Linked DNA regions of Homo sapiens: region 2 is linked to region 1. A link is an interaction called in ENCODE POLR2A ChIA-PET data of the cell type or tissue named here. Cell type or tissue: CD4-positive, alpha-beta T cell. All regions are shown on one strand. Region 1 overlaps BCL11B (BCL11 transcription factor B). Region 2 overlaps BCL11B (BCL11 transcription factor B).

Evidence for each region. Peaks named below come from ENCODE experiments on the same cell type or tissue, not always from the same donor. Only the 100,000 strongest peaks of a DNase experiment are listed, where the experiment ranks them.
Region 2: POLR2A ChIA-PET joins it to region 1 with 15 read pairs; 8 of 35 experiments call an interaction of 5 or more read pairs at or near these places.

What each region holds. Positions count from the first base shown.
Region 1 is chr14:99,241,605-99,245,604 of GRCh38, reverse strand. All of the region lies in intron 2 of BCL11B (BCL11 transcription factor B), which reads left to right. Among named protein-coding and RNA genes, the nearest start is that of BCL11B, 29 kb to the left of the region's middle. In CD4-positive, alpha-beta T cell, no CTCF peak of the experiment used is centred here; DNase peaks (open chromatin) are centred at 444, 904, 1,314 and 1,974; H3K4me3 peaks cover 4,000 bases; H3K27ac peaks cover 4,000 bases.
Region 2 is chr14:99,182,555-99,186,554 of GRCh38, reverse strand. The region is part of intron 3 of BCL11B (BCL11 transcription factor B); the gene reads left to right. Among named protein-coding and RNA genes, the nearest start is that of BCL11B, 88 kb to the left of the region's middle. In CD4-positive, alpha-beta T cell, no CTCF peak of the experiment used is centred here; no DNase peak of the experiment used is centred here; H3K4me3 peaks cover 1,001 bases; H3K27ac peaks cover 3,950 bases.

The sequences.
Region 1 (4,000 bases):
CCATTGCCCTGATGAGTGGCGCCGTCTTCCTCAGCCCACCTTGGCGGGACAGAGCGGGCGGTTCCCGGGATCCAGGTGAGGCCGGGACGGAAGGAGCCTCCGGGAGTTCCCTTGTACAAAAATGTGATCATCCAGGGGCAACAGCCCCATCTCAAAGTGGGGATTTCGTGGGGACCTTAGTTTCTTTCCGAGTGGGAGAAGAGTAAGCCCGCTTTTCTCAAGGACAAAAGTGTTTTCCCAATTGTGTGGGAATGGAACCCTCCACTGGAGTGGGACACCGAAGCTCCTGGAATTACAGGGATTTAATGTCAGTCCTCCTTTCAGCCTGACTTCTCTTAGGATAACCTCTTCCAACAAGAATTTGTATGCAAATCGTCACCTTGCTAGGAGTCTCTAGTTTTGTGTGTTAAAAATTGGCCTCCAATTGTTTAAAGCACTTCAACAGGCCCTTAAAGGCCCAGAAAAGCAGTGGTTGGACGCCCAGCCTGTCCACCACAAAGCTCTTAAGAAAATGTTCAAACATTTTCCCAAAGCTGTTACTCTGGAAATAAAACTGTATACTGTTCGCCTGTAGCCGATTAAAAGTTTACCTTCACTGTGACAGCTTTTCCAGGCTAGGATTGGACCCACATCTCTATTTTCCATTTTTCAGAAATAAATCTAAACCAGGCAGAATTGATTTGCTATAACAAGAGTCAAGGTAGTATTAAAAATATGCGTATACCTATATACTTATAATATGAAATAGTATGTTACACTTGCTGGGCTCTCAAGGCGAGTATTGTGTAAACGGCACCGTCATGGCGTTTTGAGTAAGAGTTGATTTTAAAATCTCAGATTTAGCTAACCCGAACTTTGAGCAGCCAGCTTTTCTGGTAGAGGAATCTGAAGGCATTTGTCAATTTATTTTTTGCAAGCCCTCCGGAAAAGGTAACAAATTCAACACTTGGGAGCTCAAAGCTACTGCCAGTCCTGGACAGGAAGGTTTTCATATCTGTCTGAACTTGCTCGCTGATTTCTCAGACGTCCATTTATAACAGTGGGTCTAACAAGATAGAATCCGCCTTTGAATATCTGTAAATACGGGTAAAGATCACAGTCCAGCACTCATAATGGTCCAAAACGAACTGGCAGATTCTCGTGTTTGATTAATATTTATGTTACCGGATTCCTTTACAGAAAGAAAGATGAAACGCTAATTATGTGTGTGTGTGTTTGACGGGCCCCATCCTAGGTCTCTGCAGTTCATTTAAAGGGATGTACATTTTAGGATTTTTGGAGACTAGGGGTGTGTGTGTGTGTGAGGGGGGGGTAATTGTTCATGTTTTGCTTGAAAGACAGGTAACCTGTGGTTGGCTGAAGTATTGGCTGGTACACTGAGGGAGAGGCTGACTTTTCATTTTCCTTTTCTTTATTTTGACGGCTCAACAGTGATCAGAATTACGCGTGATTTCTCCCTGTATGTTTGGGCTAAGGCTTGGACAGTGTGGTGGAAGGCTCTTGTTCAGGATCTTCCTCGAGGAGAACTGGTAGCCCCCAGGGTGCTCTGGCGTCTTTGCAGGGCACACTTTCTGCGCCTGAGTGGCAGGGTAGGCTGCCCTGCAGTGTGTGCTTCCGAGCCCTGCCATGTGTCTGTAGGGCACTTTCCTTGCTTTTTTTTTTTTTTTTTTTTTTTTTTTTTTTTTTAGGAGCAATGTGTGGGAGATTTGCCTGGAAATGGGGGGTTCTGTCAGCTGGATCATGTTGAAATACCAGTGCAATTGGTAGCCAAAGGGATCCTGGAGAAGCCTCCTTCGGAGGTGCTGTGTTAAGCATCTTCAATTTTATTGCTTTGAGAAGCCTAGATTTTTGTATAGGATTTCCTACAAGGGTGCTTCCAGAGTGGCACCTGAGTCCTGCTTAGAGGTTCAATAATATTTGTTGTTGCTGGAGCGTCAGGGGCCGTGTCGTTGTTAAAGCCGCAGAATCTAGAGGTTGGCATGTGGTGTCGGATAGTCTCGAATGCATTGACTTCCTAAACAGCCCAGGGCAAACCAGTTCATCTGTTAGTTGCTTCATCTATAAAATGGGGCTAGCCAATTGTTTACTTCCCTGTCCCTGTCCAGATATGAAAACAAACCCATAGGTAGGAGTGAAGCAATTGCTGATTTCAAAGACATCATAAAAATGGAGAACTGTTATTGTTCAGTCCGTGGGGGCAGGGTGACTAATTTGCAAAAGGGAAAGGAATCAAATAGCCTCTTCTAGAGGGTGTAATTTTTTACTGCAAGGAAGAAGAATTAGGGGCTTTGGGAGGAGGTTTATGTGGGGAGGGGGGCACTTGGTTTTTCAATTTAGTAACCTGATACCAATAGGAAACTCCCCCACTTCCCCATTCATTTTAGAGGAGTGTTCCCCCACCCCAGCTCCTTGTTATTGTTGGGACTGTCACATGATTCAGAATCTTGATACTGAATAGTGTCACTGCTGCTCTTGACCTGAATACCCTAGAAAAGGTATTTTTTCCTGATATTTGGTCTCAGGCCCCAGAAGGAGAGGAGCTGGACAGGGGACATGTAGACTTGGATTAGGGAGGAATGCATACAGCAAGCAGTCTTTAAATGCACAGGCTTGCTAGGTGCCGGTGAGGAAGGAACTCAAAGCGGACCAGTGAGGAAATTCTCACCGCCTCTCAGAGCTAACAAAAATTGGCACTTATCCCCATGGAGCACACAGCTGTCTGCTATGAAATGGTACCTTCACTAGGGAAGCCAGAGGGCCTAAGTGTCCTATTGGGGCTCCATTTTACTTTTTGGTTGTTGCTTTTCTTTGGAAGTGTCTTGATTTCTTTTTTCCAGCAAAAGCTGGATTACTTGAATTAGATTTTTCATAAAATAACCTCTGGCAGGGTCCAAAACCTCTGGATTAGTCTTGTTAGTTAGGAAATACAGAAGCTTTCTTTATGTATTTGGTTTGTTCACCCTGGCTGGGCCAAGACTTTGGGCTGGAGTTGTGGGGTAGGGGTGGGAGAGTGTGGTCCTCTCCTTTCCCCATGGGGGCCTTGACCCAGCCCCTGTTCACTGGCACTGGGGCTGGAGTGGGGAACGGCAGATACCTGGAGTCTGCGATGGTGCAGGCTTGGAGCCAGGAGCTGTCTGGTGCTTCTTAATTGAATACAGATCTAAGTAAATTCCACGTGGGCATGCAAGGCTGGGCAAGGAAGGCCGTGATATTCCCCTCTCCACGGCTGGACTCGTAACCCTCCCAACCTGACGGGCCTCTCCGCCTGTCGCTGTACCCAGCCCACATGGTTTGCGAGAAAAGGTAGGGAAGCAGGGGGACAAGATCATGCAACGCCCATGTAAATATTGTCTGTATGAACTGGGTCTTCCATCTTTTGTTAGTGGCAGCTCGTTAATTAACCAGCAGATTAGTGCTGCCTTCTTTTGACACATGCATGTATTTTGGGGTAGAGGATTCTTGTTCTCCTAAAACTCTGAACCGAACCGCTCAGAAAGTCTTCCTTCAGCGCCGCCTGCCCCTGCTCCCTCTCCCTGATGTCCTCCCCACTCCCCTTTTCCTGTCCCCTTCTACCCACCCTTTCCTTAAACCCAAGTGGGCTTGTAGTCGAGTGGAGGACAGACACGTTAAACACAGCTAAATAAATCATGTTTACGCTTGGCGTCTTCGGTAGTGAAAAATCTGTTGGCTGTTTTTACTTCCTTATTTCTCAGCATTTGCTTCCTACCTGCTTTTGACCACATGCCCAGAAATAGTAGTTTTGTCAAATGAGGGGATAATGCCAGCCAGCCTTTCTCGCTGCCAAGGAAGCTGCTGGATTTTGCAAAACAGAGTGACGTTTTTTTTAGTGACACTGATGTTTTTTTCAAAGAAATTAGGATGTAGAATAAGGGTATTAAAATGCACTTAGGGAAGGGGGAAAAAAGCGACATCGTCCCCCCTACAGCACAGGGACACGTAGCAAGCAGGTTTAGAGAAGAAAGGTCTCATTTTTGTTTGC
Region 2 (4,000 bases), 59 kb after region 1:
TTTCCCTCCCTTCTCTGCATGATGCACTTTTTTTTGAGACGGAGTCTTGTTCCATCACCCAGGCTGGAGTGCAGTGGTGCGACCTCGGCTCACTGCAACCTCCGCCTCCAAGGTTCAAGCAATTCTCCTCCCTCAGCCTCCCAAGTAGCTGGGACTACAGGCACCTGCCACCATGCTGGCTAATTTTTGTATTTTTAGTAGAGACGAGGTTTCACCATGTTGGCCAGGCTGGTCTTGAACTCCTGACCTCAGGTGATGTGCATGCCTTGGCCTCCCAAAGTGCTGGGATTACAGGCGTGAGCCACTGTGCATGATGCACTCTTATTTTCCATTCTGAATGAACACCAGGGTCTCTTCCTTGGAGAATCTTTCCTGGTCCCCCGAGGATGTCAGCCTCTCCCTCCTCTGGGTTCCACACTGCTTGGCACACCCTTCACTAGTGACTGAGTGGCCTGAACCCTGCCTAGATGTTCCTGGAGTCATTGGCCTCTTGCTCTAGACTTTATGCTCCATGAGGACAGACCTTCATTTCTTTGTGTGTCCCTCCTCTTGGCATAGGGCCTGGCACAGAGTAGACACATCGTGCATCTGTGAAGGAAGGGAGGAAGGAACAAGTGAATAAATGTTGTTGAGAAGTTGACGGTGAAGCCGTGCTCTCATTTCTTGCTGTAACGATACCATTTCTGGGTTGCCAGATGCGGTGAGGTCTTGGGTCATCCTGATACTCTTCCAGGGCTTCCCCAGGAAAGCACCTCGGGAGCAGGGTGTCTTCTGCACACCTAACACTTACCCTGGGTCAGGAGGGCGAGTGTGCGGGAGTAAGGACAGCCCTGTGGAATGAGCCAGGCCTGCACTGGATGGAGACCCCTTTTGTGGAATGCTCTTGGGTATATATTTGCCTCTCCGGTTGCATTTCCCATTTCCCCCGACCTGCCTCATTCTATAGCAAACAGAGCTGCTTTCTGCGTCGCGTGGCCCAGCGCCCTGCACCTTGAGTGTGCTCACACAGCTCCCTACCTTGCGGACCTTTCCCTCCTTGGCCTGGGCACCTCCGGTTCTCTGTGTCTGGCTTGAACATTACTGGTCATATAGTTTTTTTTTTTTTTTTCTTTTTTTTTAAGGCAGAGTCTCACTTTGTCACCCAGGCTGGAGTGCAGTGGTGTGATCTCAGCTCACCGCAACCTCCGCCTCCTGGGTTCAAGCAATTCTCCTGCCTCAGCCTCCTGAGTAGCTGGGATTATAGGTGCGTGCCACCATGCCCAGCTAATTTTTGTATTTTTAGTAGAGATGGGGTTTCACCATGTTGGCCAGGCTGGTCTCCAACTCCTGACCTCAGGTGATCCGCCCACCTTGGCCTACTAAAGTGCTGGGATTCCAGGCGTGAGCCACCGCGCCCGTCCTCATCATGTAGTTTTGCTGCCTGCCTCCTCCCCAGGTACTCAAAAGTCACTTGAGGTTTCTGCTTTGTCTGACAATTCTCTGTGTCTACAGTTTAACCCACTCCCACTCCCTGACCCCCACCTATGACCCTGAGGGAGGAAACCAAGACTCACTGGCGTTTTTGTGAAAATCTGGCTGTCAAGGGGAATGCTGGGGCTCTTTGTTTGAGGGGTGTAGGCCCAGCTTCCTAAGGTTTTTCTCAAAGCCTGAATTAAGTCCAGGCAGATGAAGCCGCACAGCTCACCTCTGCTGCAGGGGTCCCATGAGGGTAAGTGGACGGTCACCCAACACTATGGGGTGAGCGAGGTTTTCTCGCTGTGTGCAGCCTCTTTCTTCTGGGCCATTTCCTGCCCTCGAAGGCCTTCAGCTTGGCCTCCCGGGCTGGCTTGCTGGCAATCCCAGGTGCAGGCGGAATGATTAGACAGGGCTGGCTCAGGCTCCTTCCCAGGGATGGTCACCACAGGGTCTGCCATCCCTGTGTGAGGGGCAGCCAGTTGTGAGTCTGGACCCCAGCACACGCTCTGGGGTCAGACGGACCCGGGTGTGCATCTTGACTCTGCCACTTACCAGCCCTGTGACCTGGGGCCCCTCACTCAGCTGTGATGAGACTTAGTTTCTTTTCTCTAGAGAACCTGGGTTAAAACCCACTTTCCAAAGTGGCTGTGAGCATCCACCTGACAGCAAAAGGCCAACATTGGCACGTGCAGGCTGTAGCCATGCTGAACACACCAAGGTCAAAGACAAAAGATGACAGTTCAGTATGGTGATCAGTATGAAGCAGATCTAAATACAATGCTGTGGAATGCTGAGGGGATTAGACTTGGGCTGGATCTGAAAAGATATTTTATGGGGAGAGAATAAACGGCAGGTATTCCAAGAAGCAGGAATGGCACCAGCAAGGGCATGGAGGTGTGAAAATGCGCTGCCCAAAGGGAGGCACCGAGAGGGCGAGTGGGCAGCTCATGGGTGTGTGCAAAAGGCAGGCAGCAAGTGGGACCGGATCCCAAAGGCTGGGGTGCCTGATACATCGTCCTGGGTATCAGGGAGGCCCCACCAGCTCTGTGATTTGGGAAGATCTGTCCCTGGTTCTGGGGTGGGTGGTAGCAGAGGTGGTGGCATACTGTCTTGGTTCTGTGTGTAGTCCCCTGGGATTCTGGCATGCTTTGGTGGTTGGGATGCAGCCGGCTTCGGGGTGGGGGCAGTGCTGGGTGTGTTCTCTGCTGAGGAAGAGAGGCCTTTTGTTGAGAGTGCTGAGTGGAGCCCTGCTCTCTGGAGGGGGCCCGGTGTGGAGGGCGGCATGTGGACTGTGGAGTTGCGGTGTCCTCCCAGGTCTAGTCCTTGTCTTGGTGGGACTTCAGGAACGCTGACCATGAGAAAACGCAGAGAAAGTCCCAAGTTCCAGTCTCTGTCACCTCCCGTGTACCCAGTGCCTACTGTATGTGGGTCCCTATTTGGGGTATTTTACCACGACGAGCCCTCATCCTACAGCGAACGACCCAGGAAGGCAGGTATTGTTTTCCCTGTGTGGATGAGGACCCTGAAGCCCTGTGGTGTCCAGCAACTTGGCCGAAGTGTCTGGGCTTTGAAGTGGGTCTGGAAGGAACATGGCTCGTGCTGGCAGGAGGCTGAGAAGACTCCTGGTCTGTCGGATGTCTCGGCCGCTGGCAGTCCTGAAGTGCAACTTTGCGTGAGTCACCATGTTGCAGGCTGGTGTCCAAGCAGTCCACAAGACCAGCGCAGTCCCTGTCCTCAAGGAGCTTGGAGTCTGGAAGATGAATTTTAAATAAATAAGCTAAGGTCACTAATTTCTTCTTGAGCAACTTATCCAAGTTCTCTGGGCTTCCCTTATTTCTTCGGTCAATGGTCACTGCGTGTAGAGTTAGGTGGGGTCTAAACGAGGTGATGTGGGTGGGTCTGGCATCATGTGGGTTCTGAACCCCCAAGGTGAGTCAAACCCTTGAATTCTTCTCTCTCCCAGCACCCTGAACTCCTCCTAGCGTCACTCATAATTTGCATTAAATAATGGAGTGGTTACTGGGGGTTCCCTGTCTCCCCCCTGGAGTGTGAGCTGCACCCTTAGCTACCAGCATAGTACCTAGCAGATGAAGGGGGCCCAGATCCTGTTTGTTCAGTGAATTAATGAAAGTCAGATGTAGACAAAGTTCTCAGCAGAACACACAGTGCTACCACGCTCATTCAGCCCAATCTATTTTGATCCCACATTTACTGGATTTACATCTACTGAGATCCAGGAATGGCAAAGAGGTGCAGGCATGCTTTATTTGGCAATGACTGCCTGGAGCCTGGGGTTAAAGAGGAGTCCAAGGCCTGGAGGGAGAGTGCGGGGATGAACTGGCAATGTCTACCGCAGGCCTTGGTGTGGGGGCAGTGGCTTTCTTAGCCAGAGGCTGGCTCAGCACATTACCACCAGAGGAGACCATGTCTTATTGGTCATAGTACCACTGCTATTACCATCAGCACTTACACCCCTCAGTGGGCCACTTGCTTTGAAAGGTTTTTCTCTTCTAAATGGCATCTATTATTTTTGCCATGAGATAAT